Regions from separate parts of the Homo sapiens genome. Here region 1 is linked to region 2. Evidence: read pairs that join two places in POLR2A ChIA-PET (ENCODE). Cell type or tissue: HCT116. All regions are shown on one strand. Links, peaks and the distances in the headings refer to the core of each region. The heading gives the core; the rest is flanking DNA.

Region 1 (16,204 bases), core at 4,708-12,707, 55 kb after region 2:
CACTTCGGAGGAGTTTAACATGGGGAGAGGGTTACAAAGGCATCAGAAGGGTTAAAAGGACAAAATGAGGCCGGGTGCGGTGGCTCAGGCCCGTGATCCCAGTGCTTTGGGAAGCTGAGGCAGGTGGATCACCTGAGGTCAGGAGTTTGAGACCAGCCTGACCAACATGGTGAAACCCCGTCTCTACTAAAAATACAAAAATTAGCCGGGCGTGGTGGTGCATGCCTATAATCCCAGCTATGTGGGAGGCTGAGGCAGGAGAATCGCTTGAACCTGGGCGACAGAGGTTGCAGTGAGCCGAGATTGCACCACTGTACTCTAGCCCAGGTGACAAGAGCGAAACTCCATCTCAAAAATTAAAAAAAAAAAAAGAAAAAGAAGGACAAAATGGAAATGAGTGGGGCAAGGATTGGAGGAGCAAAAGGGAGAGAGGAACTGTTACCCAGAGGTGAGTAAGAGGCTGATGCCCCTGGGCCCATGAGCCCACATGCTTCCATCCTCATTACACAATCGAGCAACTTGAGGCTCAACTTTTCAATAAAATGAAGGGCCTTGTTTTTATTATATACAGCCAAAAAAAAAAGCTTTAGAAAAATGTAACTAAATGGATGAAATAATGAATAAATGCTAAAAATAAATAATCACAAGAGCCCCTACAACTCATTAAGAAAAACACTAACAACCAATAGGAAATTGGGTACTGGTTATTAACAAATGGTTCTCCCCAAAGGGAACGTAGGTGGCTTTGAAATATATGACAAGATGCTCACTTCACTGATGGTAAGAGGAATGGAAAATAAAAATCCAGGGGTGTATTAGGGTTCTCCCGAGAAACAGAACCTAGGGGATATACAGTCATACGTTGCGTACCAGTATTTCAGTCAACCACGGACTGTATATACGACGGTGCTCCCATAAAATCATAGTGCTTCCATAAAATTACTGTATTGTTACTGTACCTTTTCTATGTTTAGATGTGTTTAGATACACAAATACCATTCATGGTGTTCCAATTGCTACAGTATTCAGTACAATAACATGCTATACAGGTTTGTAGCCTAGGAGAAACAGGCTCTACCATACAGCCTGGGTGTGTAGTAGGCTATGCCCTATAGGCAAGTGTAAGTGTACTCTGACATTCGCCAAACAACAAAATCGCTGAAGGACCCATTTCTCAGACTGTATCCCTGTTAAATGACATATGACTGGGTGGATAGATAGATAGATGGGAAGGGATTTGTTAGGGGAATTGCCTCACAGTTATGGAGGCTGAGAAGTCCCATGACAGGCTGTCTGCAAGCTGGAGACCCTGGGATGCTGGCAGCATGGCTCAGTGCAAGTCCAAAGCCTCAGAACCAGAGAAGCTCTCAGTCTTGGGGTGATGGCCCGGGAACCTGGCTGGAGAAGCCGGGACATAGAGGGTACTACTGATGTGTGGCACTGTACCTGGCTTCCTTCATTGACTTTTTAATCCACTCCCACTTCTATCTGAAAAAATAGGTGAACTAGAAATCACCTTTAAGTAGTCCTAGTCAAATGCCCAACTATGTTGTAAAACTTTGAAAGTGAAAACTTTTTGGTATAAAAATTAAATGAGATAAAGTATGAACATGAACATTTGCTTAGCTTAGAACCTGACATGTGGCAATCATTCGATAAATGGCAGTTGTTAGTACAATACTAACCTGTGATTAATGGAAATTTATGTAACAGAAAATTCTGAACTTAATAAACTAATAAGTCTATTTCGTTCCCCACTTAGAACCCAGGGTCTAGCAGAGGTGTGATGAATAGAAGATGCTTCATCTGTATTTGTTGAATGAATGAACCCCACTGTCGTCTCCATTCCCATTATCAAAACCTAACCTTGCCATTACCAGCGACAGCAACCACCACTGAACTCAAATTCCAGCTGACTTCCCAACCACTGAACCCTTGAGTTGCCCAGCAGCCCTGCATGTCCCTAATGCCCTTCAGCTCCCCTAGGTGACTTGGCCTTGGCCCCCTCGCATGTCTTCACGCTCGCCCGCATCTGCACCTGACGCTCTCCTTCCTCCAGAGGGGCTGTCCATGCTCCTTCCCAAGACACAGATTCGTACCAGCCCCCAGTCCCTCCCCTCCCCACTGCATCCTGCATTTCCCCCACCGAGTGGATTCTTCCCATTTGCATGTACATGTGCTGTTATTTTTTTTTTATCTGCACTCAGAGACCCCAGCCCAGCCCCTTCCCTGAACGCCAGGCTCATGTTTCCAACAGTGTCCTCAAGAGCCCGACCTGGGCGTCTAACAGGCATTTCAAACTCACCACGTCTAGAGCTGCACCACTGAGCTCACCCTGACAAGGTCCTTCCTGCACTAAGCTCAGGCCAAAAGCCTAGAGTCACCTTGAGTCACCTTAACCCCTCACCTCTTGAACCCCCTCCCCTTCATTTCCTGCAGGCACACTGGCAACCTTGCCCTTCCTCGAGCACGCGGATGTCCAGACCTCTCCCTGGCTGCCCCCTCACTGCCTCCACCCAAACCCCAGCCTTTCAGGGCAGCCTTGCCCAGGCACCTCCCAAGTGGAACCTGTGCGTGCCTACGCCCCAGCTGTTCCACTCCCACATCTGCACTCGGTAGGAACACCCTTGCATGTTCACCAAGAGACACGTCCAAGAATGCGTCCAGCAGCACTGCTCATGATACATTTTGAAACCATTTCTAACTTACCTTTGAGTTACTCCAGCACTTCTAAACCTCACGCACAGCCCCACAGGGAACTAAGGCCTTGTCGAGCGAAAGACCCACCCTGCCTCACTGCCTTTCCACTTTGCCTTCTCCAGAGCCGGGTGGACTTTCTCATTTGCCCAGGGAAGCAGTGCGGCCAGGAGTCGAGGGCCAAGCTCTGAATCCAGCCTGCTGGAGTTTGAATCCAGCTCTTTCTCTTGCTGTGTGGCCTTGGCCAAGCTGTTTAACTTCTCCGTGCTCATTTCCTCATCTGTAACATGGGGATAGTAATACCACTCGCCTCCCAGGACTGCTTATGAGGATTAGCTGAGTTCACACCTGTAACTGTTTGGAACGGCTCCTGCAGCAAGGCAGGGCTCGGTAACGGTCGCTCATTATTTCTGTAGCATGGTCCGCTGGCTTAGTGCAGGCAAACGGGTCTGGGTCAAAGTGCAAGGCTTCCACGCGGAGTTAACACAGCTGCATCCAAGTGACTCAACCTCTCTGAGCCTCAGTTTCTTCATCTGTAGAGCAGTTAGTGGTACGTGCCTCTCAGTGTTCTCAGGAGGCGTGCCCTATGTTACTAATGCTTGACAAGTTCCTGCTGCGTTTTCCGATGCCTAGTTCCTCGCTCCCCTTCACTCATGCCACTGTACTCATCTGGAAAGCCAGCTCCCTATGCCCAGGTATGGCCATCCCTGCAATCCCTTTCCAATGGATTACAGAATGCCACACTTGGAAGAGACGTTAGACCTGGACTATCTAGTCTAGGCCGCTCATTTTACAGATGGGGAGACCGAGGCATATAGTGGCGAGTGATAGTCCAGAGTCACACACCTTACGGTTCTGCTCACTTTATGCCTCCTTCTCTGTGACAACTTAGACATGTTCGGCCCCTTGAGTGACCTGCTGTCCCCACTTGCCTGGGATCAGGACTTTCCTGTTAACGCTAGGATGGGATGTTCACTCTGGCCACCTCCAGAATAAACACGTGCTTGGAAATGTCAAATGCTGAAAACATGTAATGGGCTTTAAGAACAATGTTTAAGAATCACTGGATCATGGGTGTACACATATGCCCAAGCTCATCAAATTGTACACTTTAAATGTGTGCAGTTTATTTGATATCGATTATATCTCAATAAAGCTGTAAATGAAAGAAAAGAAGAAAGAAGGGGGGAGGGATAGCACTGGGAGATATACCTAATGCTAGATGACGAGTTAGTGGGTGCAGCGCACCAGCATGGCACATGTATACATATGTAACTAACCTGCACAGTGTGCACATGTACCCTAAAACTTAAAGTATAATAAATAAATAAATAAATAAATAAATAAATAAATAAATTAAAAAGAAGAAAGAGATCCATCCATCAATCAATTGGCCCTGAGAGATAGCAGTCGGTCATAAAATTGCAGTGGTGAGTATTAGTTGAACATGTGTTATGTGCCAAGCACTTTACATGCATTGCCTCCTCCTCATGGTGGCTGGAAATCTCTCTTTGTTGTGTCAAGAGGGAAACTGGGGCCCAGAGAAGTGAGTTGTCCAAAGGCCCAAGTCAGTCCTCCAGCAGCATTTTCTTTATCTTCTATGTATCTCATATTTGTACTCAGAGATACTCATTTCCTCATCAGGAAATGCAGACAAGGCCAGGCACGGTGGCTCACACCTATAATCCCAGCACTTTGGAAGGCCAAGGCAGATTGGCCGAGGAGTTCAAGACCAGCCTGGACAACATGGAGAAACCCCATCTCTACTAAAAATACAAAAACTTAGCCAGGTGTGGTGGCACAGCCTGTAGTCCCAGCTACTCGGGAGGCTGAGATGGGAGGATCCCTTGAGCTTGGGAGGTGGAGGTTGAAGTGAACCGAGATCGTGCCACTGCACTCCAGCCTGGGCGACAGAGCCAGACCTTGTCTCAAAAAAAAAAGAAAAAAGAAAAAGAAAAAAAGAAAGGCAGGTGAACACAAGGAAGTTTATGGCTTAAACTGCTTTATTATGCAACAGCCCATGCCAGAGACCCAGGAAGTGTCCTCCCAGACTCAAGGAAAGGAGCAACTGGAGTTCTTTGCTCAAGCCTGTCTTAGAAGCCACAGAGTATGGAGTCTACCAAATCTCCCAGGCTTGGGTTCCCAAGGGAAACCGAGCTGGGGCCTCGTGGAGCTCAGTTCTGGAGAATCTTCCTAGTAGCAGGTGTCTGGGTCTCTGGATCACAAAGCTGCAAGACTCAGATTCACCTAATTTGAAATCAGAAAGAGACCCTAGTGTCCCCACTCCCCATTACCAGATGGGATAAGCTAATGCCCAGAAAGGGGGCATGACTTTCCAAGGCCGCACAGCAAGACAGCGGAATGACCTGTGCTCTGACCATAGGTTCCCCCGAGCAGCACTGAAGGGGATGCCTGCAAGGCAGAGACTTTGGAGAACATTCAGTCTTGGGGTTCCCTAAGCTGGCTGCAGAATCACCTGAGAATCTTTGAAGAGATACCCACATCTGGACCCCACCCCAGACCAGATAAATCAAAATATCTGGGGGTGAGACCTGACATGGACATCCTTCTAAAGTTCCTCAAGTAATTCTAACGTGCAGCTGGCGCTGAGAACCACTGTTCTAGACAAACTAAGCATGAGCCCCAAAGATGGGAAATGCCAGGCTGTAGTGACAGCTCTGAAGACCAGAGAGGAGCTCACCCCTGGTCTTCAACCCCACCTTCAGGAATTTTTTTTTTTTTTTTTTTTGAGACGGAGTCTCATTCTATCACCCAGGCTGGAGTGCAGTGACATGGTATCGGCTCACTGCAACCTCTGCCTCCCGGGTTCAAGTTATTCTCCTGTCTCAGCCTCCTAAGTAGCTGGGATTACAGGTGCCCACCACCACGCCCGGCTAATTTTTGTATTTTTAGTAGAGACAGGGTTTCACCATGTTGGCCAGGCTGGTCTCGAACTCCTGACCTCAGGTGATCCACCCACCTCGGCCTCCCAAAGTGCCGGGATTACAGGCGTGAGCCACTGCGTCCAGCTCAGGGCTCTTTCTAATCCAATACACTGCTGCCCTCTAAAAACAGTCTGATGTTTGATCCCCATCAGAGCAGCGCCAAATCTGGCTGGCGGGGACGTTGTGCTCAGATGTGTTTGGAGCAGAGAGCCCCAGTGAGGAAGGCAGACTCCAGGTCAAGTGCCGAGCAAGTTGAGAATTCTAGTGTCACCATAGCTGAGTTCACTAATTTCCAGACTTGGAGAGATTTAGCCACCCCACTCTCCCCTAAGTCATTCTGTCCACCCTCCCAGTGGCAAGGCCTCTACTGTCTCTATCATTACAGCAGGCCTGCGGTGTCTATTGCTAGTGCTAATTAACAGATGAGCCGAATAAGGCCTCAGGGAGGTTAGGCAACTTGTCCATGGTCACAGGCCAATACACAGGCCTTGGCCAATAATTTGAACCCAGTTCAGCATAAAACCAAAGAACATGTTCTTGCTCCGGTCTTTTGCCAACTCCGTTTGGGTCCTTCCTGCATAGGCTCAGATTAGCCATTTGGTCATCATCCACCCTGGTGTCCTAGTCCCAGGTGCTCCTTTCCTTGAGTCTGGGAGTACACTGCCTGGGTCCCCGGCAATGGGCTGTTTCCTCCTGCTCTTCCTTGCCCAGAAACCACTGGCCAGATTATGGACCAGGGACACACACAGCGTCTGTCAGGGTCTGAGACTGAATCTGAGATTGGAGACCCATTAAGAACCAGCTCTGGCTCCAAAAATCTGCCTCTTGATCTCTGCAAAGAGCTGGTATAGCTGGAAGAGAAACAAATTAGAGCCGAGATTCTGTGAGGCTTATGTTGAAGCAAAGCCTGCCATGTGAAGCCTGGGCTTTCTTTTTCATCTTCATTTAAAAGGAGGGTGTTTATGCAAATTTGTCATGAAGGTTTAGCAATCTTGGCTTGTCCTGGAGCCAAGCTCTGCTTCCTAATTGGATCGGGGATAATTGTTAATGCTTACAACCAATGTTCCTCTTAAAATTGCATGTTTTGTAAGAGTGGCTCCTGAAAACATATAATTCTGATGTTGTAAAACCACTGCATCAATGCAGAGTTTTGAAAACATGGAAAAGTTCACCAGAAAACTGAGGGGGCTGTTATTCCTGGTTGTGACAGTCTTGGATGTCACTGGTTGTGATACTCTCTGGATATCGTGGAGAAGGAGACACAGGCACTTGTGGATTGATGTCTCAATCATACAGGAAGATTGGTAATTCTGGGATGGGACACAAAGAAGAAAGAGAATCAGATTAGGAGGCCTGGTCATGCTGTGCCCCAGGCTGCTGAACTGTCTGAGGCAAATCTTTTGCAGCCTCAGTTTCCTCGCCTAAGAAATGAAAGGGTTGGGCTAGATGCCCCCAAGTAACTTTGAGTCACTGAGAAACTTCACTTCTCTGGGCTTCACTTTTCCCACATGGCAGTCGAAGGTATTGAACTGGGTGACTCAGAAACAGCCTGGCCCTAAAATTCCATCACCTCTGAAATGTTCTGCTGTTGAATGATTCCCAGTCTGCAAGAGGTGTTGCTGGGCATCCCCCTTCATCGTCTTCTTCCCTTCTTCCCAGCAAAGTTAGTGTAATATTTCCTTGATTGCATGTGGCTTGATCTTTCCAGTGCTGGCAATACAGGTGGATTTAAGGAAATTTCATTTTCTACTTTCAGAGTCAATCACAGTTTAGCCTTTTTTATCCCTTATAAATGTATCGGTGGATGATGGGGGAGAATGAAAGGTGCAGAGCAGGCTTAGAGCCACGTTCTTCCTTCTTTGCCTTGCAAAGAAATGAACCTCTGAGGCTCCCTGCAGGGTGGACAGTCTGCCAGAAGCTTCCTGTCTGCAACTTTGATGCTTGCGAGTCTTGAGTCCAGGGCTGGGGACTGGCCAGGGGTGCTGCTGTGGGACCTCTCCGTACATTGTCTTCTGTGAGCCTAAGAAGGCTCCTGGACAAGGCATGCCTCTCCTGCAGACTCTATGGCTGCTGGGGACCCTTGCAGTGGCCCCTTCACGCTACATGGCTTCATCAGCTGCAGCTCACAGGAGGACAGGGGTGGGCCCTGCTCCCAGCTCCCCTTACAGCTCCCGGTGTATCCACTCTCGCACTTCAATGTTAGAGTGGTTCTCTCGGGGGGCTCCGGGCCCTCAGGAAACCAAGCCTTTTTTATTTGGGCTCCGTCCCCTATTTTGGTTCCAGCTGAGGATTGGCTAATCCTACCGCCATTCCAGTTCTGTGGCACCTTGGATCTGCTAATGGAACCAGCTTGCATGACAATCTCGGTTCTGGTCTGACCACGGCCGTTTAAACAAGGCTGGACCTCCCATGCACTGCGTGCCACGGAATCACTCACGGCCAGCAGTGCGCACTCTTGATACAGGTAGGTACAGGGCCACTCTCTGATACTCCTGACACGTTGCTTCTGAGCGGCTCCTTCTTTGATCCCCTTCCTCTCCAATCCTCCACTTACAACCCTGGCTCCCAAGATCTTCTTCTGTTTTGCCTGGACGGTAACCTATTCTGACCCCCTCTTTGTTTTCATGGAGGCAGCCTTCTGTTAGGTACTTGGCTCTGAGAGTCTTCCTTATGTGAGTGTCCTTGAAACTCCAGATAAGTCTCCTCCTACTGCCCTGGGGCTCCCAGGGCCCTCCAAGGCCATGCCCTGGCTGGAGAAGAGCACAGAGATCAGGCTGCGCAGCCACCTGGATATCTGTTCAGGAGAAGCTCGTCCAGCCAGCATCCACCCCCGGGCATACACTCTTGCTCGTGAATCTTAGGATTAGTGGCTTTTACCTCAGACCCTTCCAACCTGATTTAGAAACCTTCCCTTCCCTTCCCTTCCCTTCCCTTCCCTTCCCTTCCCTTCCCTTCCCTTCCCTTCCCTTCCCTTCCCTTCCCTTCCCTTCCCTTCCCTTCCCTCCCCTCCCCTCCCCTCCCCTCCCCTCCCCTCCCCTTCCCTTTCCTTTCCTTCCCTTCTTTTTTTTCAGAGTCTCACTCTGTCTCCCAGGCTGGAGTGCAGCGGTGCGATCTCGGCTCACTGCAATAGCCTCCCAGGTTCAAGCAATTCTCCTGCCTCAGCCTCCCAGGTAGCTGGGACTACAGCACACACCACCATGCCCGGCAAATTTTTGTATTTTTAGTAGAGACGGGGTTTTTCACCATGTTGACCAGGGTGATCTCGAACTCCTGAGCTCAGGTGATCCTCCCTCCTCAGCTTCTCAAAGTGCCGGGATTACAGGTGTGAGCCACTGTGCCCAGCTGAAACCATTTATTTCTAAAGACAAACATGAGAGTCTAGATGCCAGAATGCACACAAATCCTAGATCAAATTGGGGGGAAACCCTTGAAAAAGCAGGGCCAAATTGGCAGAAAGGTGGAAAACGTCACTGGAGGCCAGAAAGTCAAGAAAACAGAAATCCAGAGAGAAAAGTGGTCACTGAGGCTGGGGTTTGCCTGGGCAGATACTGGGTCACATAGGAGGGATACCAGAGACTGATTCGAGGTGGAAGGTCACATTGGAGACCCACCCCCAGCATAAAGCCACCACCAGCACTTCCAAGAAAGGTGTTTGGGACTCTTGCCTGTCTGTGCCTGGACTCTGGCTTTAGGGGAAAAAAAGAAAAATTGTCTGCTGAAAATTTGTAGCATAAGCCCCAAATCTCACTCAGGTTTAGGGCCAGAATTCTAGCAACCTACTGCCACTTTTTTTTTTTTCCTTCTAGCTGCCTTTTTTTTTTTTTTTTTTTTTTTTGAGACAGAGTCTCGCTCTGTCGCCCAGGCTGGAGTGCAGTGGCGCGATCTCTGCTCACTGCAAGCTCTGCCTCCCAGGTTCATGCCATTCTCCTGCCTCAGCCTCCCGAGTAGCTGGGACTACAGGCGCCCACCACCACACCCGGCTAATTGTTTGTATTTTTAGTGGAGACGGGATTTCATCGTGTTAGCCAGGATGGTCTCGATCTCCTGACGTCGTGATCTGCCCGCCTCGGCCTCCCAAAGTGCTGGGATTACAGGCATGAGCCACTGCGCCCGGCCCCAGCTGCCTTTTAAACAAAAATCCTGTTGCTGCTTTAAGTGAATGTTTGGCTTTGGGTTTTTCAGGCCACACAGATAGCATGAGTTCCAACGCCTGGCAGAAGCAAACATGAATCCTATCTGAGGGAAAAGCACTTAAAGCCAGGCCTCAATGGATTTCCATAGATAAAGTTCTAAGGAATATGAGCTGTCAACTAAAAATCCCAAGACACATGCCAAACAAGTAAGCAGAAAAGTCAGTTACAGAACCAGACCCTTAAGACTGCACATATTGGAAATACCAGACATGGAATACAAAACAGGTAGCGCTGAGTGTTTTGGTTTTTTTTTGTTTGTTTGTTTGTTTTTTGAGAGAGAGAGAGAGAGGGTCTTGCTCTGTCACTCAGGCTGGAGTGCAGTGATGTGATCTCGGCTCATTGCAACCTCTGTGTCCTGGGTCAAGTGATCCTCCTACCTCAGCCTCCCAAGTAGCTGGGACTACAGGTGCACACCACCATGCCTGGCTAATTTTTGTATTTTTGTAGAGGCAGGTTTTTGCCATGTCTCCAAGGCTGGTCTCGAACTCCTGGATTTAAGCAGTCTGCTCACCTTGGCCTCCCAAAGTGCTAGGATTACAGGCATGAGCCACTGTGCCTGGTCCATTTTGTTTGAATTTATTTTTATTTATTTATTTCTAAAATTTTGATCTTTTATTCAGCTCATACCTATGGTTGATGTGTTTAAAGAAATAAAAATAAATAAATAATTACCAAAAAATGTTAAAAATAACCAAATAGAACTTCTAGAAATAAAAAACATAAGAATTGAAGTTAGAAACTCAACAGAAATCAGCAGTTAGATTCAGGTAACGAGAAAATTTATGAACAGGAGAATAGATCTGAGCTCTATAGAGTAGCACTAGAGATATAATGTAGCCCAGAGGAGAAAAATGAAAGGAAAAGGTATGAAAAGGAAAGTAAGATTTGAGTGATGGAGCCGGCAGGTCTAATACACATTTAATAGGAGTTCCAGGAAAGAATAGAGGGAAGGCAAGAGAAGCAAATAAACAATGGGCTGAGAACTTTTCCAGGAGTAATGAAAGACACAAATCCTTAGATCCAATAATGAAGATAAATAAAAATAAATACACTCTTGGACATATCATCGCAAAGTTTCAGGATGTCAAAGGCAAGATCTTCAAAGCAAGCAGATTACCTTCGAAGAAGTAATGATTAGATGGAAAGCTGACATGTCAGTGGCAACAGTGGAAGCCAGAAGACAACAAAATACATCTTAAAGTGCAGAGAGAAAATAACTGCCAGCCTAGAAATTATGCCCAGTGAACCTAGCTTTTGAGAAAGCAGGAAAATAATTACATTTCAGTGAATAAAGGAAATAGTTCATTACGGTTCTCATTAAAAGGACTTCTAAACTAGGCATATACTTTAAGAGAGGGAAAATGATCCCAGAAAGAAGATCTGAGATACAAGCAGAAGTGAAAAACAAGGAAAATGATAAACTTTTGGGTAAATATAAACAAATATTGACTAAAAATCATAATTATAATACCAGGCAGGGCATGGTGGCTCATGCCTGTAATCCCAGCACTTTGGGAGGCCAAGGTGGGTGGATCACTTGAGCCCAGGAGTTTGAGACCAGCCTGGGCAACATGGCAAAATCCCGTCTCTACAAAAAATACAAAAATTAGCCAGGCATGGTGTTGCACACCTGTAGCGCCAGCTACTCAAGAGGCTGAGATGGAAGGATTGCGTGAGCCTGAGGTTGCAGTGAGCAATGATTGCGCCACTGCATTCCAACCTGGGAGACAGAATGAGACCCTCTCTCAAAATAATAATAATTATTATTATTATAGTATCCAATGTGTGAAGTTTTAAAAACTAAAAACATAGGCCTAATATACTGCTCAGCAATAGTATTTAGGCTGAATAAGAAAATTCTAACCATTCTGAGGTTATTTTGTTGTTTGGGAAGATGATAAAAATGTTGAATAATTTCATTTCATTTCATTAATTAATTTATTATTATTTTTTGAGATGGAGCCTTGTGCTGTCTCCCAGGCTGGAGTGCAGTGGCATGATCTCAGCTCACTGCAACCTCCGCCTCCCAGGTTCAAGCGATCCTCCTACCTCAGCCTCTGGAGTAGCTGGGATTACAGGCGTGCACCACCACACCTGGCTGATTTTTGTATTTTTGGGAGAGACGGGGTTTCGCCATGTTACTGAGGCTGGTCTGGAACTCCTGACCCCAGGTGATCCACTCACCTCACCCCCGCAAAGTGCTGGGATTACAGGCATGAGCCACTGTGCCTAGCCGATTAATTTTAGATTCTATTTCAGAAATTATGCATATCAAAATATCTAGATAAGTACCAAAAGGGTAATAATTGGTGTGTAAACTTCCAAACCAGAAGGGGAAAAAATGGAATAAGAAAATCAATCAATACAATACAAAAGAAGGTAAGAAAGAGGGAAAAAACCCAACAGAATAAGTGGGATGATTAGAAAGCACAAAATAAGATGGTAGGAATGATTCAAATATGTCAATTATTTCCCAATAAATGTAAACAGACTAAATTATCTGGATAAAAGACAAAGATCATTGGAATGGCTGAAAAAATGGTGGTTAGAAGAGATTTATTAACAACATAAGAACAAAGTCAAAAGTAAAAGGATGTTTAAAGATGTAAGTAAAATATTAACCGAAAGAAATGATAAGAATATTTATTTAAAAATGAGAAAACAGACAATATGACCTTTATCACTATTTCTATTTTGGATTTCATGGAGTCTTAGTATAATAAAAATATTAAAATAAAACATGTAAACACTAGAAAGAAAAAAATTGCCATTATTCACAAATTACATAATTGTCTTCAAAGAAAATTCAAAATAAACTACAAACCTACTCACATGGTAAAAATTTAAATAAGTATTGAGTGAAAATTAACTTCCCTCTTATCCTGGTCACCAGCTCTCCTTCCCCGCAGCAACTACTGTTACTGATTTTCTAGAATACCCTTTCAAATATATTCTATCTATCTTCAGACTTAATGATTATACTCCAAGACCCCCTGTGTGATTCTTTTACAATCACACCCCCAGCAGCATTCTCAAAGGGCTTGTCTCCCATATTGTGTGTCTGGGGGAGCTCCATTCAATGTGTTGGCAGTTTCACTGAGCACCCACTATGTACCAGGTACTGTGCTGGGGACTAAAAGATGAAGAAAACATTATCCTTCCCTGAAGGTTCTCAGGATCTAGTGAGGACAGAGACAGGGAACCAACTAAGCCTCATATGGCAGATCAAATGATAGATGTCAGGTGTCATAATGGAGTTAGAGAGAGGTAAAGAAAGCCTGGGGAAGCCCAGACGAAACAGGAATGGACTTGGCATCAAAATAGGACTACAGAGGAGGAACTTGAAGAACAAGTAGGGTTTTCAGGTGTAAAGGAGGTGGGGAAAAGCATTGTAAGCTAAGGGAATAACACGATGAAGTGCAGAGACACAGAAGAGCTTAGCATGTTTGCCAAAGTGGGGAAGTGGTCTGATGGGGCTTTGTGGTTTGGGGCAGGGTGGTGCTGGAATGGAGAGGCCAAAACAAGCCAGATGGTAAAGAACCTCAAATGTTAGGCCAAGGGTTTATGACTCAGGCACAGGCAAGGGGGAGAGAAGAGAGGGGTGATGTGAGCAGGTTCATGTTTCCAGAAGCTCACTCTGCCTTGTTTAGGGGACCCATGTCCCTGTCCATTCCCTCTTCCTAGACCTCCCCTCCACCAAGGCGGTCTTTGTTTTCTGGGTGCTCTGGGAAGAAGTGTGGGATGGATTTGCTCTAATACTGAACAGTTCTCTGCAACTTCAGAAATACCTATCATCAAGCTTGAGGGGCAAAACTGCAGAAGTAGTTTAGGGGAAGAAGCCTGACCCCTAAATAGGGGATGTTGTATCATAATTTTATCCCACATGACTGTCATATTTCAAGGCCTGGGGCAAATGGCACCTCTTCCAAGAAACTACAATGTCACTATTATCTTTTCTGGAGAAACTTTCTTTAACTTCCTTATGCTCATCTAGCACGTCCCCTACTGACTCTGTTGGAACACCTGCTGGGCCTGCCCTTGTATGAATTTAGTTGGATTATATGGATCCATTAAGCAACTGCAGAGGTCCACCCATGCCAGGACCTGCACCAACTCTGAGGATGTAGAAATGAAAACATTGAGTCCTTGTCTTCAAGGAAGGAAGCTCACCCCAGAGATCACCTGGAGATCTTTATCTGCACAGTAAGACATTTGTTCCTGTGCAGCTCTGCCTCTCACCTTCCTGTAACTTGTCCCATCTAGCTCTGAAAGAGAATCAATTACTAACCATTGTCTGAGCATTGGGCCTAGTCATTTCCCCACTCCCCTCTCTGTTATGAAGAGGGCATTAAGCCTCAACCATCTGGTCCCTCTTCGAGTTCATGTTTTGTAAACACTCTTGCACATCTGTGCACATAATACCTTTGTTATGATTTTCTCTTGTTAACATGCTTTTTGTTGTAGGGGTGTTGGCTGTGACCCTTTATGATGGGGAGAAAGGGGATCACCCCTTTCTGTCCCTACCTTTTCAAGGTTTATGTACATTCTAGCATGTGTCAGAATTCCATGCCTTTTTATGGCTGAATGATATTCCATTATGTGAATATGCCACGTTTCGTGTATCCATTCATCTGTTGAAGGACATTTGGGTTGTTTTGCTATGGTCAATAATGCTGCTATGAACGTGAGTGTACAAGTACCTGTGTGGGTCCCTAATTTTCATTCTTTTGGGTAGATACTTGGGAGTGGAATTGCTGGGTCACATAGCAGTTACTGTGTTGAACTGTGTGAGGAGATTCCTCCCTCTCAGCAGCTCTTATGCTCACCTTCCTTTCTGTGTCTACTGCTGCCTTCTGCCTTCAGAAGCCCCCTCCTTCTTTCTGCACCTGGGCTAAGACAGCAGCTTCCTATTCGGTGTCTGTTTCCCACATCCACCTCTAGAGCTCATCCCAAAGAGTGATGGTGCTGTGGACCAAATTGTCTCCCAAATGCACGCATTGAAGATCCTACCCAGGACTGACTGTATTTGGAGATAGGGCCTTTATGGAGGTAACTAATGTTAATGGCGGTTATAAGTGTGACCTCAGTTACCTAATCCAATAGGACTGGTTTGGAAATAGATTTCTGTTGCCTAAGCTCCCAGCCTGTGGTGTTGTATTATGGCAGCCTGAGCAGATGAATGCAGATGGTGAGCAGCTCTTCCCCTGAGCCACACTGCCGAGGCTGCCCTGCTCAGAAACCTTTGGTGTTGCTGCCCTGTAAGACGGAATCCTAACGCTTCATCATTCGAGGCCGGCCCGTTCTCAGCCTTGCCTGCACTTCCGGGACTGTCTCTCCTTGCTCTTCCATCCCCAGGCTCTTCTTCAGCTGAGCCAGTGTATTGGCTCTTTCTGGAATAGGTTTTGTGCATTTGGCCTCTGTCCAAATGTCCCACAACTCCCCCTAGTGCCCTACTCACCCTAGTACCCCCCACTTCCTCTAGTACCCCCTACTCCCCCTAGTGCCCTACTCCCTCTAGTACTCCTCACTCCCCCAGTAACCCCTCACTTCCTCTAGTACCCCTGGCTCCCCCACTATCCCCCACTCCCCCTAGTACCCCCTACTCCCTCTAGTACCCCCACTCGTCCTAGTAACCCCCACTCCTTCTAGTGCCCCCTACTCCCCCAGTACCTCCCACTCCCCCAGTGCCCCCCACTCCTCCTAGTACCCCCATTCCCTCTAGTACCCCTGACTCCCCCTAGTACCTCCCACTCCCCCTAGTGCCCCCCACTTCCTCTGGTACTCCCCACTCCTCCTAGTGCCCCCCACTTCCACTCCCCCAGTCCCCACCAGGCACTTTGGAATGCCTTCTCCTGCTTTCTGCTTATTCCCCTCCTGCAGAAGCTCCCCTTGGGGATGGGGTGCAGGAGTCCAGTGATGTCCACTCGAGAAGCTCCTTGGGACATTTGCATTAGTACTATCTCTGTGCACATACAGTGGCGCACACAGTTGTTCAGCCCAGAAACTTGTGAACACACAGCTACTACTGACCAAGCACCTATTCCATGAGGACTTTAAGAGGATACTTTGAGATATAAATAACAGAAAAAGTCAAAATGGCTTGCAATAGTCATAGCTGACACTTACATGACACTTACCATGTGCCAGACGCGATTTGAATACTTTCTACACATTAACCCCTTAAATCCTCACAATGATCTCATAAACCAGATACGGTTATTATCACCATCCCCATTTCACAGATGAGGAAACTGAGAAGAGAGAGAAAATAAACAAGCCAAAAGTCCTCAGTAGTAGTGGTGGTGGATTGGGCAGTCAAGCTCTAGAGCCTTTGCCCCTGACCCCCACTGTCCCGTGTCTCTGACCTTG
Region 2 (16,204 bases), core at 3,009-11,008:
AGGGCTGGATAGCTACCTGGAGCCAGTTCTTGATTTTGAACATATAGATAGGAGACTGCAATCAGCAGATTTGCAATCTTCTGCCTGCTTGCTTTGACTCCCTAAGGTTTCATTTACTCTTGAATCTAAAAGATGTTTACTTAAAAAGTAAAGAGGTTCATGCAGCTGAGTAAATACTGGCAGAACATTTCACAAAATCTTCTGAAAGCCCAGACAGATCGTCAAGATGAAGGCTTCTGTGTAACAGAAACACCCGCCAGGCCCATTCATTCACTCTTGAGGAAAAAGTGAATGATATGTATTTTGAGCACCGACTTAGGCTTCTGAGGCCCCTCTGCCTCAACTGCCTGGACTTGTTGGCTTCTGCCGCCCCCATCTTTGTCTGGCCCCCGCCCAACCTCGCTCTGACCCCCAGCTGAGCTTCTACTCCTGGACTTCAGATTTCTGCCTCTTTCTGAGAATATGTCTCCAAGCCTTCTTGTCAGCATACTGAAATAGAAGTTTTCATTTCTCATTATGACAGATTTAAGGCACTGTGAGTCTTGAATTAGAATTACTGCCTTGATACTCTTTAATCCTTCATAATACCCTTCTGGGCAGCTGTAGCCCTGGGGTGGAGCCATTAGTTATTTTCTGGATGTGACACAAAGTAGCTGATGGATTTCTCACAGCCCCTGTCTTTTTTTTTTTTTTTTTGAGATGGAGTCTCGCTCTGTCACCCAGGCTGCAGTGCAGTGGGCATCTCGGCTCACTGCAAGCTCAGCCTCCCGTGTTCATGCCATTCTCCTGCCTCAGCCTCCCGAGTAGCTGGGACTATAGGCGCCCACCACCATGCCCGGCTAATTTTTTTTTTTTTTTTGTATTTTTAGTAGAGACAGGGTTTCACCGTGTTAGGAAGGATGGTCTTGATCTCCTGACCTCGTGATCCGCCTGCCTTGGCCTCCCAAAATACTGGCATTACAGGCGTGAGCCACTGTGCCTGGCCTGTCATTTTTTTTAAGCCACTTTAGTAGCCAGTGAATAGTAAGCATCACTATGATTTTTTTAAATTTATTTATTTCATTTTTTAGTTTTATTTTTTTTGAGAAAATAGAGTCTCGCTCTGTCTCCCAGGCTGGAGTGCAGTGGCGCAATCTCAGCTCACTGCAACCTCCAACCCCCAGGTTCAAGAGATTCTCCTGCCTCAGCCTCCAAGTAGCTGGGATTACAGGCTTACGCCACCATGCCCAGCTAATTTTTGTATTTTTAGTAGAGACAGGGTTTTACCATGTTGGCCAGGCTGGTCTTGAACTCCTGACCTCAAGTGATCTGCCTGCCTCGACCTCCCAAAATGCTGGGATTACAGGCATGAGCCAGCAGGCCCAGCCTTCACTATGAATTTTTGCTTTGTAACAGTTCAATTTAAGTGCAACTTTCCTAAAATGTATTGATTTTATAAAGTGACACCAACACATTGCATATCAACCCCCTAAATACACAAAAGGCCTTCCTTGTAAAGGGCAGATGAGAGAGGCTTGGGGTGGCCTACAAATTCCCTGGTGCGTAACCAGGTGGTTGCCACTCAGCAGCATTTGCAAAACAAACCCATTCTCTATGTTTCCCTTTCCTGGATTTTTTTGGGGGGGCCATATTTCTATTTGTGTGTCAGGCCACCTCAGTGCTCCCTGCACTATTTATCATTTTCTCAATACATTCTTTATCTTAAAGGAAAACTTCCTATCAATACTATATATGTTACCCATATTTAGTCTGATACATTTTAAAATAAATAGTAGAATAAAAACATTCATTTGTGTATCACCTAAAATCTTTTCACATACTCCTAATATTATGCATACCTCAGTTGGATAAAGATCTATGTGATCACTCCAATGATAGAAGTTTGTACAAGGTGTAGGCCGGGCGCAGTGGCTCACACCTGTAATCCCAGCACTTTGGGAGGCCGAGGCGGGTGGATCATTTGAGGCCAGGAGTTTGAGACCAGCCTGGCCAACATGGTGAAACCCCATCTCTACTAAAAATACAACAATTAGCTGGGTGTGGTGGCGCAAACCTGTAATCCCAGCTACTTGGGAGGCTGAGGCAGAAGAATTGCTTGAACCTGGGAGGCAGAGCTTGCAGTGAGCCAAGCGTGCCACTGCACTCCAGCCTGGGAGACAGAGCAAGACTGTCTCAAAAAGAAAAAAAAGTTTATACAATATGTAGATTTAGTAAACAGGAAGGCGAAAAATGATTATTACGCAGAGTCTATTCCTGGACTACCTTGTTTTAAGAATATTGTAGCCCCGGCCGGGTGTGATGGTTCACACCTGTAATTCCAGCACTTTGAGAGACTGAAGTGGGAGGATTGCTTGAGTCCAAGAGTTTGAGACAAGCCTGGGCAACATAACAAGATCCTGTCTTTAAAAAAAAAAAAATTAGCCAGGCGTGGTGGCAGGCACCTGTGGTCCCAGCTACTTGAGAAGCTGAGGTGGGAGGATCCCTTGAACCCGGGAGGTCAAGGCTGCAGTGAGCTGTGATTGCACTACGGCACTCCAGCTTGGGAGACGGAGCGAGACAGGTCTCAAAAAAAAAAAAAAAAAATTGTAACCCCACCCCATATCAATTCCATATTAAGTATACATATTGTTATAGAGAGAGACTTTTATTTTTTAGAGCAGTTTAGACTCACAGCAAAATTGAGCTGAAGGTACAGAGAGTTCCCATATACCTGTTCCTGCAAAGACCATCAACATTCTGCACCAAAGAGGTTGTTACAATTGATGAACCAATATTGACACCCTATTATCACTCACAGTCCATAGCTTACATTAGGGTATGTGTTTTGGCAGCTGTATAATGACAGTATCCACCATTATGACATCATACAGAATAGTTTCACTGTCCTAAAAATCCTCCTTGCTCCGTCTATTCATCCCTTTCTTCCCTCAAACCCCGGGCAACCACCGATCTTTTTACTGTCTGCATAGTTTTGCCTTTTCCAGAATGTCATATAGTTGGAATTGTACCGTAAGTAGCCTTTTCAGCTTGGATTCATTCACTTAGTAATATGCATTTAATTTTCCTCCATGCAGCTTGATAGCTCTTTTTTTTAAAGCACTGAATAATATTCCATTGTGTGGATATACCACAGTTTATCCATTCACCTATTAAAGGACATCTGGGATGTTTCCAAGTTTTGGCAACTATGAATAAATCTGCTCCAAACATTCTTTTATTATTATTTTTGAGACGGAGGGAGTCTCACTCTGTCGCCCAGGCTGGAGTGCAGTGGCATGATCTCAGGTCATTGCAACTTCCATCTCCTAGGTTCAAGTGACTCTCCTGCCTCAGCCTCCCGAGTAGCTGGGATTACAGGCATATGCCACCATGCCCAGCTAATTTTTTGTATTTTTAGTAGAGACGGGGTTTCACCATGTTGGCCAGGCTGGTCTCGAACTCCTGGCCTCAAACAATCCGCCCGCCTCGGCCTGCCAAAGTGCTGGGATTACATGCATGAGCCACGTGCCCAGCCTGCTCTAAACATTCTTGTGCAAGTTTTTGGGTGGACATAAGTTTTCAATTGTTTGGGTAACTACCAAGTAGCGTGATTGTATGTTTCGTTTTGTAAAAAAAACCCAAACTGTTTTCCAAAGTGGCTGTACCAGTTTGCACTCCCATGTTCCTGTTACTCTACATCCCCATCAGCATTTGGTGTTGCCAGTGTTTTGGATTTGGGCCGTGCTAATAGGCGTGTAGTGGTATCTCGTTGTTTTAATTTGTAATTCCCTAAGGATGTATGATGTCGAGCATCTTCTCATACACTTATTTTTCCACCTGTACATCTTTGGTGAGGGGTCTGTATGTTTTTTTTTTTTTTGAGATGGAGTCTTGCTCTGTTGTCCAGGCTGGAGTGCAATGGTGCCATCTCAACTCACTGCAACCTCTACCTCCTGGGTTCAAGCAATTCTCCTGCCTCAGCCTCCTGAGTAGCTGGGACTACAGACACCCACCACCACGCCTGGCCAATTTTTGTATTTTTAGTAGAGACAGGGTTTCACCATTTTGGCCAGGCTAGTCTCGAACTCCTGACCTCAAGTGATCCACCTGCCTCGGCCTCCCAAAGTGCTGGGATTACAGGCATCAGCCACTGTGCCCAGCCTGTTTGAGTCTTTTTCCCATTATTTAGTTGGGTTGTTCATTTTCTTACTGTTGAGTTTTAAGAGTTCTTTGTATATTTTAGATAACGGTTTTTAATCAGAAGTGCCTTATGCAGACATTTTCTCCCAGCCTGTGGCTTGTCTTCTCTTTCTCCTGACAGTCTTTCTTTTGAAGAGCAGACCAGGTGTGGTGGCTCACGCCTGTAATCCCAGCAATTTGGGAGGCTGAGGTAGGTAGGTCACTTGAGGTTAGGAGTTCAAGACCAGTCTGGCCAACACGGTGAAACCTCGTCTCTACTAAAAATATGAAAATTAGCCAGACATAGTGGCTCATGCCTATAGTTCCAACTACTTGAGGGGCTGAGCCAGGAGAATTGCTTGAACCCAGAAGGCGGAGGTTGCAGTCAGCTGAGATTGCACCACTGCACTCCAGCCTGGGTGACAGAACGAGACCCTGTCTCAAAAAAAAAAAAAAAGAGAGAGCCACATTAAGTATTTAATTTGGGGTTTTATTGAGAACATTTAGGCTGGGTGTGGTGGCTTACACCTGTAATCCCAGCACTTTGAAAGGGCTCAGGTGGGAGGATCCCTTGAGGCCAGGAGTTTGAGACTGGCCTGGGCAACATAGTGAGACCCATCTCTACCAAAAAAAAAAAAAAAAAAAAAAAAAAAGAGAGAGAGAAATTAGCCAGGTGTGGTGGTGCACACCTGTAGTTGTAACTGCTCGGGAGGTGGTAACTACTCAGGAGTGTGAGGCTACAGTGAGCTATGATCATGCCATTGCACTCCAGCATAGGCAACAGAACTCTAAAAAAAAAAAAAAAAACCCAGAAAGCTGAGGTCCAGGGAACAGCAGTCATGCCATGTCATTGTTGCCATCACCATGATCACCATCATTGTCAACCATTTATCTAACACCTACCCAGTGTGCGTGCTGAGGCTGGAGAGAAGGATAAGAGGTGGTCCTGCCCTCGGGGCTTGCAGTCGGCTGGGATGATAAGTCCTGCAGAAATTTAGTGGCCGAGCTGCCACTAGAGCTCAGGTCTCTCTCTGGACTCCCAGACCAGGGCTTATCCTGTTATATTGTGGCCTCTTCTATTCTATCGCCACAGTCACACGGGGGTGAGTGTCCTTAGGTGAGATGCTAATTTAGACTATAGATAGATCCTAACACATAAAAAGATTATGTTTTGGATAAGAATGGTGATTCTGGCTCAATGCCCAGTACAGGCATTGGGATGTTATCTGAACTGAGTGCCAGACAAAATGAGATATTAAGAATGCCTGGAGAAGGATCTAATAGGACCTGGCTTGGATCAGGTGTCCACCTCTGGGCCAGTCATCTGTGACCAGGGGCAGAGTCATGGCCTGTTGTAGGGTGGGTGGAGCGGGGAGGGATAGCATTTGGAGATATACCTAATGTTAAATGATGAGTTACTGGGTGCAGCACACCAACATGGCACATGTATACATATGTAACTAACCTGCACGTTGTGCACATGTACCCTAAAACTTAAAGTATAATAAAATAAATAAATAAATAAATAAAACAAGTTGGGAAGCTCCTGCTAAAATCAAAGGGTTAGAGTCAGAGGAGGAGCGGTTCCCCCAAGAAGGCATGCTTCCCAGAAGGGAGGAGGTGTCAGGCAGACCAAGCAGTAAGTGCCCTCTATAATGACAGAAGCTCATTCAAGAAGATATTAAAGATATTTAAAAAGGAGAGAGGCTCTGTCCTCCTGGGGTCAAGGATGTTATAGTACCCACTCACTTAGAATTGAAAGTGAAGGGGAACAAGTTGGCAAAGAACCAAGGGCAAGAAAGCAAAAGACAACCTGCTGTGTGGGAGGTAGTTGAATTTGTGTGGACGCTAAACTGGTACAAATAAGGGAACAGGGAGTGGGAAATGAAGTTTTGGGAGGGAAAAGTTAGGAAGGGGCTAAACCCTGGCGAACTGGATGCCAGAACTGATGCTTTAAATTGTAGACTTTGGGATTGGGTTGCGGGATCAAATAAAGAATGCTCAGTTAAATTCAAATTTCAGAAACACAATGGATATTTGCATGAACATACTTATGCTAAAAGAGTATTCATTGTGTATCTGAAATTCAAATTTAACTGGACATTTTTTTTCTTAAACCCGTTAATCCTATTTGAGGAGCCAGTGAAGGGTTTTGGGCCAATGCTTGCCTGAGGCCATTGACTCGATCCAAACTCCAGAACCTCTTACCTCCAAAATCTTGGGCAGTGAAACTGATGCCCATTACAGTGAATCAGGCTTTGCCAGCTACTTGGTTCCTTTTGAATTCTCCCAGAAAGACTGAATCCCCAGCATGGAGTGTTAAGTATAGTCTTTTAATGTCTCAATGCTTTCGGCTCTGGCACATCTATCCTTTGTCACCGTGGTAACTCAATCTGAGCCACAGAATTCAATTAACCAAATGCCCCATTTCCTTGAGGATGACTAAGTAGTCAAACTCCCCAGGCTTGCTGACATCATCCTTGATCTATTCCTTCAGTGAGCTTGGTTATAAACACAGACGGAAATTAAGAAACAAGAATCACAGATTTGCAAACGTGTTGCTGTCTCTTCTGTCCCCATCCTTACTCTATGGCGGGGAGGTCGCAGGGCGGGGCCTTGGGAAACTGCACAGCTCTGGCTTCCCGGATAGCTGTGAGAAGCAGCACAGTGCATCTTCACAGCCAGGACCCCGAGGGGATTGTTATAGCACACCCAGGAGCGCACTCCCTCAGCAATTTTCACTTACAACAGAGAGGAGTCTGTCGGGAAAACATGCACCCTCTACAAAGGAGTGATTCAGATGACCTGGTCTCAGCTTCCAGCTCCTCTGCTCTCCAGCCGTTCACACACTCCCCATCACAGGAAGATTTGTTAAAAGCCAACCAAGAAAGAGAGAGAATTTGAGATCCTGCACAAACAATCCTAGAAGGTGCCAGAAGCTGCCAGAAGCTTCTTCTTTTCCAAGAAGCCACCACTTTGACTGCAGCCACAAATGACTGCCCACTCCTGCAGGAAGACAGGAGGACCCCAGAGCCCTATGTGCTCTGCCCCTGTCTACAGACCTGCCTCTCACCGCATGCCCACAGTCACCACATGTCAGCCATGGCAAACTACCTGGGGACCCCCAAGCGACCTGCTTGTGGGGCTCTGCACCCTGGTGCCAGTTCTTCTTTTAGCCTGGGGTCCTCCACCTGCCCTCTGCCTCAATGGCTCAGTAGAGCCTTCAGAGCTCACATATCAGCTCCTCCAAAAAGTGGTGCCGGACCCTGCCTCCCGTCCCTGAAAACCGAGCTTGCACTGTCACATTTAACATGTTGTGCCTGACCTATTCTTCTACACTTCTGTCCTCGTGACGTGGGGTCTGCTGGAGGCCAGTGAATGTGAATTTTATCTTTGTACTTGCAGGGCACAACACGACACTAGGTATGGATTAGATGCTCAGTAACAATTTTAAACTGGTTTAAAAGTAATTCCAACATTGCAGAAGGGTCTAAGGCAAAAAATGAATAAAAGTTTCCTGCCACTTCTCAATCTCATTCTTCAGAGGCATCCACATACACGAGGAAAGCAGTCTTCTAGATATTGACTACGCCTGAATGACCATACTACATGTGCACTCAGGCACCGAGCACATAAGCATATGCACAGGACCATATAAGCCACGCTGTCCCATGCTTGCCCTTTTCACTTTAGCAATGTATCTTTTTTTTTTTTTTTAAGAGGCAGAGTCTTGCTTTATCACTCAGGCTGAAGTGCAGTGGTGCAATCATAGCTCACTATAGCCTTGAGCTCCTGGCTTTGAGTGATCCTCCCACCTCAGCCTCCTGAGTAGTTGGGATTATAGGTGAGCCACCATGCCTGTCCAGCAATTGAGCTTTATTTTATTTTTTTGAGATGGAGTCTCCCTCTGTTGCCCAGGCTAGAGTGCAGAGGTACAGTGCAACCTCTGCTTCCTGGGTTCAAGCGATTCTCCTGCCTCAGCCTCCTGAGTAGCTGGGATTACAGTTGTCCACCACCATGCCTCTCTAATTTTTTGTATTTTTAGTAGAGATGGGGTTTAACCATGTTGGCCAGGCTGGTCTTGAACTCCTGACCTTAAGTGATCCTCCTGCTTCGGCCTCCCAAAGTGCTGGGATTACAAGTGTGAGCCACCATGCCTGGCCTGGCCAGCAATATAGCTTTTAAAACTTTCCATGGCAACATGTATAGATCTACATTAATCTATCGATGCATAATATACCATAATAGAAGTCTAGAAAAGTCTATTTAAACAATCTCACATTTTAAATTGCTTTTTTTCTATTTTAGACAGTGCTGTATCCGCATCCCCTCTCTCTCTATCTCTCTTTTTTTTTCTTTTTTTTTTTTTGGAGACAGGGTCTCACTCTGTTGCCCAGATTGGAGTGCAGTGGCTCTATCTCAGCTCACTGCAACCTTCACCTCCCGGGTTCAAACAATTCTCCTGCCTCAGCCTCCCGAGTAGCTGGGATTGATTACAGCTGCCTGCCATCACGCCTAGCTAATTTTTGTATTTTTAGTAGAGACAGGGTTTCACCATGTTGGCCAGGCTGGTCTCAAACTCCTGCCCTCAGGTGATCCACCCACCTCAGCCTCCCAAAGTGCTGGGATTACAGGCCTGAGCCACCGCACCTGGCTGTTATAATCTCTTTTTATATGCACCTATTTGCTTTTGTACATGGGTATAGGACAAATTTCTAGAAATGAAATTGGTAGGACATAGAAAGGGCATTTAGAATTTGTCAAAGGTCTCCGAAAAGGTGGCAACAAATCAAACTCCAAGCACAGGGCAGGAGTCTTTTTCCAGAAACTCTTGCCAACACAATGTAGTCACCTTTGTAATTTTTACTAGTCTGAAGAATACAATTCACTCTTCTGACTGGCACTAATTTGAGAAAAGTTGTATTTTTAAAATGTTATCATTGGTCATTTGTATTTCTTTTTCAGTGAACTACTTAGTTACAATATCCTTTGCTCATTGTCCTATTTGGTATTTTTCGCTTTCATATTGATTTGCCTAGGTCCTTTAGATTTTAATGAAATTAGCCTGTATACATACATACATATATATATATATATATATATATATATATATATGTATAAAATCTCTTCCCCCCCAGTTTGTTGTATATTATTTCTTCTTATTTCTTATTTATTTATTTTTGCCTCATAAAAGTTTTAAATATAAATTTAGTAGTCACATTTAACAATCTTGTCCTGGCTTCTGAGCAGATACGCTCATTAAAAGATACGAGTAAATAAAAGAATAAACAAATTCCTATAGCTCTCATTAATTGTACCATATTTTAGAATATACACAGTCATATTATTTTTATTATTATTTTATGTTAGGTAATATTACTTCCTCACTGAAATTGAAAGCAGGATTTGTGATTTGGACTTCTCAGTAGGCTGATATTCTACTAAGTTCTTGAGTTCTGCCAAGCACCACCTGTATTAGTTCGTTCTCATGCTGTTGTAAGGAATGCCCAAGACTAGGTAATTTATAAAGGAACGAGGTTTAATTGACTCACAGTTTCACATGGCTGCGAAGGCCTCAGGAAATTTACAATCACGAGGAAAGGGGAAGCAAACACGTCCTCCTTCACATGGCGGCAGGAGAGAGAAGTGCAGAGCAAAAGCGAGAAAAGCCCCCTATAAAACCTCAGATCTTATGAAAACTCATTCACTGTCACGAGGACAGCACGGGGGGACCGCCCTATGATCTAATCACCTCCCCCAATATGTGGAGATTACAATTAGGATTACAATTCAAGATGAGATTTGGGTGGGGATACAGAGTCAGACCATATCACACCCATGCCTCAAAGCCCAGCTCCCATGTCTCAGGCCCACGCAGACGTAAGACACCCTGAAAACCAAGCCCATCCCAGTGCCTGCTTCCAGGCCTTCCTCCATCTATGGCCTGAAAGTCTGTGTTTCCCCCAAAATTCATATGTTGAAATCTAACTGCTGAAATGATGGTACTTGGAGGTGGGGCCTTTAGTAGGTGATTACATCATGAGACCACACCCTCACGATGTGATTAGTGCCCTTAGAGAAGAGACCCCAGAGAGCTGCCTTGCCCCTTCCACCATGTGAGAACACAATGAGAAGATAGCTGTCTATGAACCAGGAAGTGGGTCCTCTCCAGGCACTGAGTCTACCAGCACCTTAATCTTGGACTTCCCAGGTTCTAGAACTGTGAGGACAAAATTTCTATTGTTTACAAGCCTATGATATTTTGTTATAGCAGCTGGAACAGACTAAGACACTGCACATGACAGGAGGCACAGCCCAGCCCAGTCCATAGGACCCATCAGATCCGAGGCTGAAAGAGTCCTAAAAGTTGTGCCCAACACCCTGGCTGTAGCATGTGGTGGGACTGCAACCTCGTGGGGTCCTTCATCCATTCCTTCAGGCCCTGGACTGAGTGCATGGAACTTGGGGAAGAGGGGCAGCATTCCTGCCTTCAGGCTGAGAGAACATGTGGGTGCCTGCACAGGTCTGTCCAGCCCTGCCTGCCACAAGCCCACGATAGGCTGCCTGCCGAGTTCTCTTGCTTGGGTCATAGGACCCTGCCTCATTTCCTGGGCCTGGGCCTGGGCTCTTTCCTGCTGACCTGCCTCATGCTCTGGGACACTCCAGCTCTCACCTTTCCACCTCCACAGGTGCTATAATTCTGTGTCTGAACCACACACTTGTTCCTGGAGCCCCAGTCCCTGCCACTCTTCTTGCTGGCCTCCCGCAAAGTGGCATGTCAGTGACAGTACCCCAGTGGGACCCTTCTGTCTTAGTCTATCTGCTGTATTATCTGCTGTAATACAAGGCCATTAACTGGGTGGCTTATACACAACAGAAATTCATTTCTCACAGATCTGGGGTCTGGGAAGTCCAAGGTCAAGGTAGATTTGGTGTTTGGTGAGGACCTGCTTTCTGATTCATAGACGTGTCCTCACATGGTAGAAAGGGGAAGGCACCTCTCTGGGGCCTCTTTTATAAGGGCATTAATCTCATTCTTGAGGGTTCTGCCCTCATGACCTAATCATCTCCCATAGGACTCTCCACCTAATGCCATCACATTGGAGATTAGGTTTTGTAGGCGCTGAAGCAACTCCATCTTGGATGCTAGTCTGCCATGTTGACTTCTGATTAATTCCAGTTCCAGGAATGCCTCTAAGATTTCTGCTTTATCTACTGTTTACTGTAAATCCTCCACACAGGCAAACTCTTTCTGAAGCACATATATCCTTTCTTTATGGTACATAGGCCCTGGGTCTGGGAGATGATAAGGACTTGGAGATCCACCATCTTGCCCAAGACATGCCTTCTGTTCCTAAGCCTCTATTAGATGTTTCTTTCTGAGAAACTGGATTTTGTCAGCCTCTTTCTTTGGCCTCTCAGCTCCCCTTGCCTTTAGGGGTAGGTTTGCATAGATCTGCCTGCCACAGAACAGTTTTCAACATATGGATTTTTGGGGGGACACAGGCGTTCAGTCCATAGCATCTTCCCCTACATTTTGCCTGATTAACACTTATTCTTAGGATCATACTCCCATTGAATGAGTGCTATGTGCTAGACTCTGCTTGATCCCCTGCACATTATTTCCTTTACTGTTCACCAACAATATTTTGCGAGTTGTGTTATATCCCCTTTTACAAACCAGGAAGCCAAGAGTCAGGGAGAGGAAGCCAGTTGCCTGAGATCTCCTAACCTTGAAGGAGGAGGGCCAGCAGTTCAACCCTCTCTCCCTGAGGCTCCTGCAGGCCTCAGCTCCATCTGCTGCACTATAATTCCTTCCAGCCACAGGCCTGCCCCCAAGACCTTTCTCCCACAGACAGTAGTTCAGGCCCAGCCCTTCCCAGCCTACCCTCAGCCACCACAGCCATCCTGAGGTAGAAGTTACTTCAGGCCAGGCATGGTGGCTCACACCTGTAATCCCAGCACTTTGGGAGGCCAAGGTGGGAGGATCACTTGAGCCCAGAAGTTTGAGACCAGCCTGGGCAACACAGTGAGAACCCGTCTTTACAAAAAGTTGTGTAAAAAATTAGCTGCGCGTGGTGGCACGTGCCCATGGTCCCAGCTACGCAGGAGGCTGAGGTGTGAGGAATACTTTAGCCTGCAATGTCACAGCTACAGTGAGCCGTGATTGCACCACTGTGCTCTAAGCTGGGTGACAGAGCAAGCTGTCTCAAAAAAAAAAAAAAAGCAGTTATTTCACCTCCTTTATTGCAGATTGCTACAAATATAAACAAAAAGAAGTAAAAGCATTCCCTTCTTCTTCTGCTCCCACCTAGGGAGAAAACTGGGCTGTTTGGTAAAAGCCTTGGCGGCAGAACGTGTGCATTTGCCTGATCTCTTCAAGGCTCCCCAAGCCACACTCCTCAGAGACCGGTTCAGTGCCCACACTCCCTCCCCAGTCCCTCCCCAGGAAACAAATGTGGTGATGGCTTCCTCCTCTGCCTGCCATGGGCCCAGGCCTGAAGGAAGGAGCCATTAAGCTGAGAGAATGGGCTCTTTCCTCTCTCTTTGTTTCATTTTTAAAAATTGTTGAGTCATTGAATGAAACAACATATGAATACATTATTCTAGTAGATGGATACAGACATATAAAGTAAAAACTTGAGGCCGGGCACGGTGGCTCACGACTGTAATCCCAGCACTCTGGGAGGCCAAGGCGGGAGGATCACCTGAGGTCAGGAGTTGGAGACCAGCCTCACCAACATGGTGAAACCCCGCCCCTACTAAAAATACAAAAATTAGCCAGGTGTGGTGGCACAGGCGTGGTGCCTGTAATCCCAGCTACTCGGGAGGCTGAGGAGGAGAATCGCTTGAACCTGGGAAGTGGAGGTTGCAGTGAACCGAGATCGCGCCATTGCACTCCAGCCTGGGCGACAGCAAGATTCTGTCTCAAAAAAACCCAAAAAACAAAACAACAAAACCTTGAAGCTCCCCAAAAGAAATTACTAACAGTATGTTATACATCACACACATACACATACACAAACACAAACACAAATGTGATGTCATAGTACATAAAATACTATTGTCCCATTACTTGCTTGTTTAAATTTTTACTTTTACATATTAAATTTGACTTAGAAAAAGTTCCACGTGAGGATATACAGCTCCACTTCCTTGTTTCCAAGGGTTATGAAATATCTTATAGTAAGATTTATTTATTTATTTATTATTGTTTTGAGACAGGGTCTCACTCTGTCACCCAGGCTGGAGTGCAGTGGCGTGATCACGACTCACTGTAGTCTCAACTTCCCAGGTTCTAGCAATCCTCCCACCTAGCCTCTCAAGTAGCTAGGCACACAGGCACGTGCCACCACGCCTGGCTAATTTTTAAATTTTTTTGTAGAGACAGAGCCTCATTATATTACCTAGGCTGGTCACAAACTCCTGGGCTCAAGTGATCCCCCCGCCTCAGCCTCCCAAAGTGCTGGGATTACAGGTGTGAGCCACTGCACCCGGCCTAGTAGGGTTTTAAAATCTTAGCTGGACTGGCTTTCAAATGGTGGTCCTTGAAACCCTAGCGGAATCCAAAACCCTTCAAGGAGTCCTCAAGGTCAAAATTATCTCTATAATATAATAATACTGAGCTGTCGTGCCCTGTTCACCGAGGTGGCCTTTGCACTGATAGTACAAAAGCGATGGTGTGTAAACTGCTGGCACCTCGGCATGGATCGGGGCAGAGGCCCCAGGCTGCTCTAGCAGTCACTGTGCTCCTCATCACCTGGCAAACACAGACTCAAAAAAAGAACAGAAAGAATGTCCTTGGTGAAGCTGTAGAAATTACTAATTTTATAAAATCTCAACCTTTGAGTACATGTCCTTTTAATATTCTGCACGAGGAACTGGGAAGTGATCACATGCGACATTTGAAGAAAAGCACTTGCATCACGCAGGTGCAGGCTGAACTAGCAGCGTTTTTCAGGGAGTGTCGTTTTTACTTGCAAAGGACAACTGACAAACAAGTGCTGCTTATTCCCACTTAGATGTTTGACAAACATTTCCACAAAATCAACCGAGGAGGCTGTTGCTTCAAGGAAAACAACTGACAGCATTTGTTGGCAAAAAAACCAAATTGAGTTTTCAACTGAAAAATTAGAATTTAGAAAATTTGTATCTGCCACCTTCAGCTAAGCCTCCCAGTACTTAAACAACGATGAGCCATGGGTAAAGATGAATGAGTGTGGTTTTTGTTTTTTATTTTTTTTGAGATGGAGTCTCACTCTTGTTGCCCAGGCTGGAGTGCAGTGGCGTGATCTCAGCTCACTGGAACCTCCGCCTCCCGGGTCTAAGCGATTCTCCTGCCTCAGCCTCTCAAGTAGCTGGGATTATAGGTGCGTGCCACCACAGCTGGCCAATTTTTTATATTTTTGGTAGAGATGGGGTTTCACTATGTTGGCCAGGCTGATCTCGAACTCCTGACCTCAAGTGATCCACTCGCCTCGGCCTCCCAAAGTGCTGGGATGACAGGCGTGCGCCAACGTGCCCGGCCTGTTTTTTAATATTGTATGATGAAACATATCAACATTTGGACGCTCTATATCACTCAGTGAACCAATACTTTGCAAATAACAAATGCATTATGTTACAAAATCATGCATGGGTAAGAGATGCATTGAAAGTAGCAGATAAAATAATGGATTTTAATGTAACCAAGCATAAAAAGTTCATTGATGGAACTCAGATTCTCCACTGCAACTACCTCTAAGAAACTACCCTTTTTTTTTTTTTGAGACGGAGTCTTGCTTTGTGCAGTGGCACAATCTCGGCTCACTGCAACCTCCGCCTCCTGGATTGAATCTATCCTCCTGTCTCAGCCTCCCGAGTAGCTAGGACTACAGGCGCCCGCCACCACACCCAGTTATTTTTGTATTTGTCGTAGAGATGGGGTTTCACTACATTGGTCAGGCTGGTCTCAAACTCCTGACCTCAGGTGATCTGCCCGCCTCAGCCTCCCAAAGTGCTGGGATGACAGGGGTGAGCCACTGTGCCCGGCCTAGCTATTCTTTAAATTCTGCAAACAAACCAAAATATCACAATGGATTGAATTTAAAAGCAGGTACAGGTTTTCCAACTGTAAAACAGTGCCACTCTTCTCAGGAAATTTATTTTTGTTTTGAAAAATACAATTATATTTCAGAAGGTATATTAATGTGTAGTGGATAATCATTATTTCCTCTTCGTCTTTTTTTTCTCTCACCCAGGCTGGAGTGCAGTGGCGTGATTGCTGCTAACTGCGGCCTCCACCTCTTGGGCTCAAATGATCCTCCCACTCCAGCCTCCCCAAGTAGCTGGGACAACAGGTGGGTACCACTATGCCTGGCTAATTTTTGTATTTTTTGTAGAGATGGGGTTTCACCATGTTCTCCAGTCTGGTCTCAAACTCCTGAGATCGGGTGATCTGCCTGCCTCACCCTCCCAAAGTGCTGGGATTACAGGCATGAGCCACCATGCCTGGCATTATTTTCAATTCATTAATAAACATACGTTTTAAAACTTTTATCTATTTTAATTTCCAGTATGGTAAATATTGATAGATATAACCTGCATAATTAAAAGCTCTTTGGATTTTTTGATACTTTTTAAGAATGTAAAGATGTCCTGAGACCAAAAAATTGAAAACAATTGCTACAGATAATGCATTGTCAGACCTGGAGGCTGGTCGTAACACTTGACCCTGCTTTAGCCAGAACAGGTAGCTTAAGAGTCATTCAGGGACCAGATATCTCTGACAATTATCTATGTCCCTGTCTCTGGCAGACCCTCCTCTACCCAACAAACACACACACACTCCTACTCTTTTGTGTTCTAGGAAATCAGGTAAATAGATTTGTTAAAATTAAGTGTAAATTTGAATCAATAGACTTCAAACAAGGAAAAAAGAGAGTAAAGTGCTTAAATTTTATAACACCTATTTAGGAAACTCGGAAGCACTGTTTAACAAACTTAGAGATTCCCAATTTTTCTGGGAAAATGTCCCTTATTGCTTTCCCACGCAGAGTAGTGGTCC

What was found. Peaks named below come from ENCODE experiments on the same cell type or tissue, not always from the same donor. Only the 100,000 strongest peaks of a DNase experiment are listed, where the experiment ranks them.
Region 1: POLR2A ChIA-PET joins it to region 2 with 5 read pairs; 2 of 35 experiments call an interaction of 5 or more read pairs at or near these places.

What each region holds. Positions count from the first base shown.
Region 1 is chr2:9,722,178-9,738,381 of GRCh38, forward strand. No RefSeq gene overlaps it. Among named protein-coding and RNA genes, the nearest start is that of YWHAQ, 99 kb to the left of the region's middle. In HCT116, for the core only: no CTCF peak of the experiment used is centred there; no DNase peak of the experiment used is centred there.
Region 2 is chr2:9,668,960-9,685,163 of GRCh38, forward strand. The region is part of intron 3 of LOC105373418 (a long non-coding RNA gene); the gene reads left to right. Among named protein-coding and RNA genes, the nearest start is that of YWHAQ, 46 kb to the left of the region's middle. In HCT116, for the core only: no CTCF peak of the experiment used is centred there; a DNase peak (open chromatin) is centred at 6,591.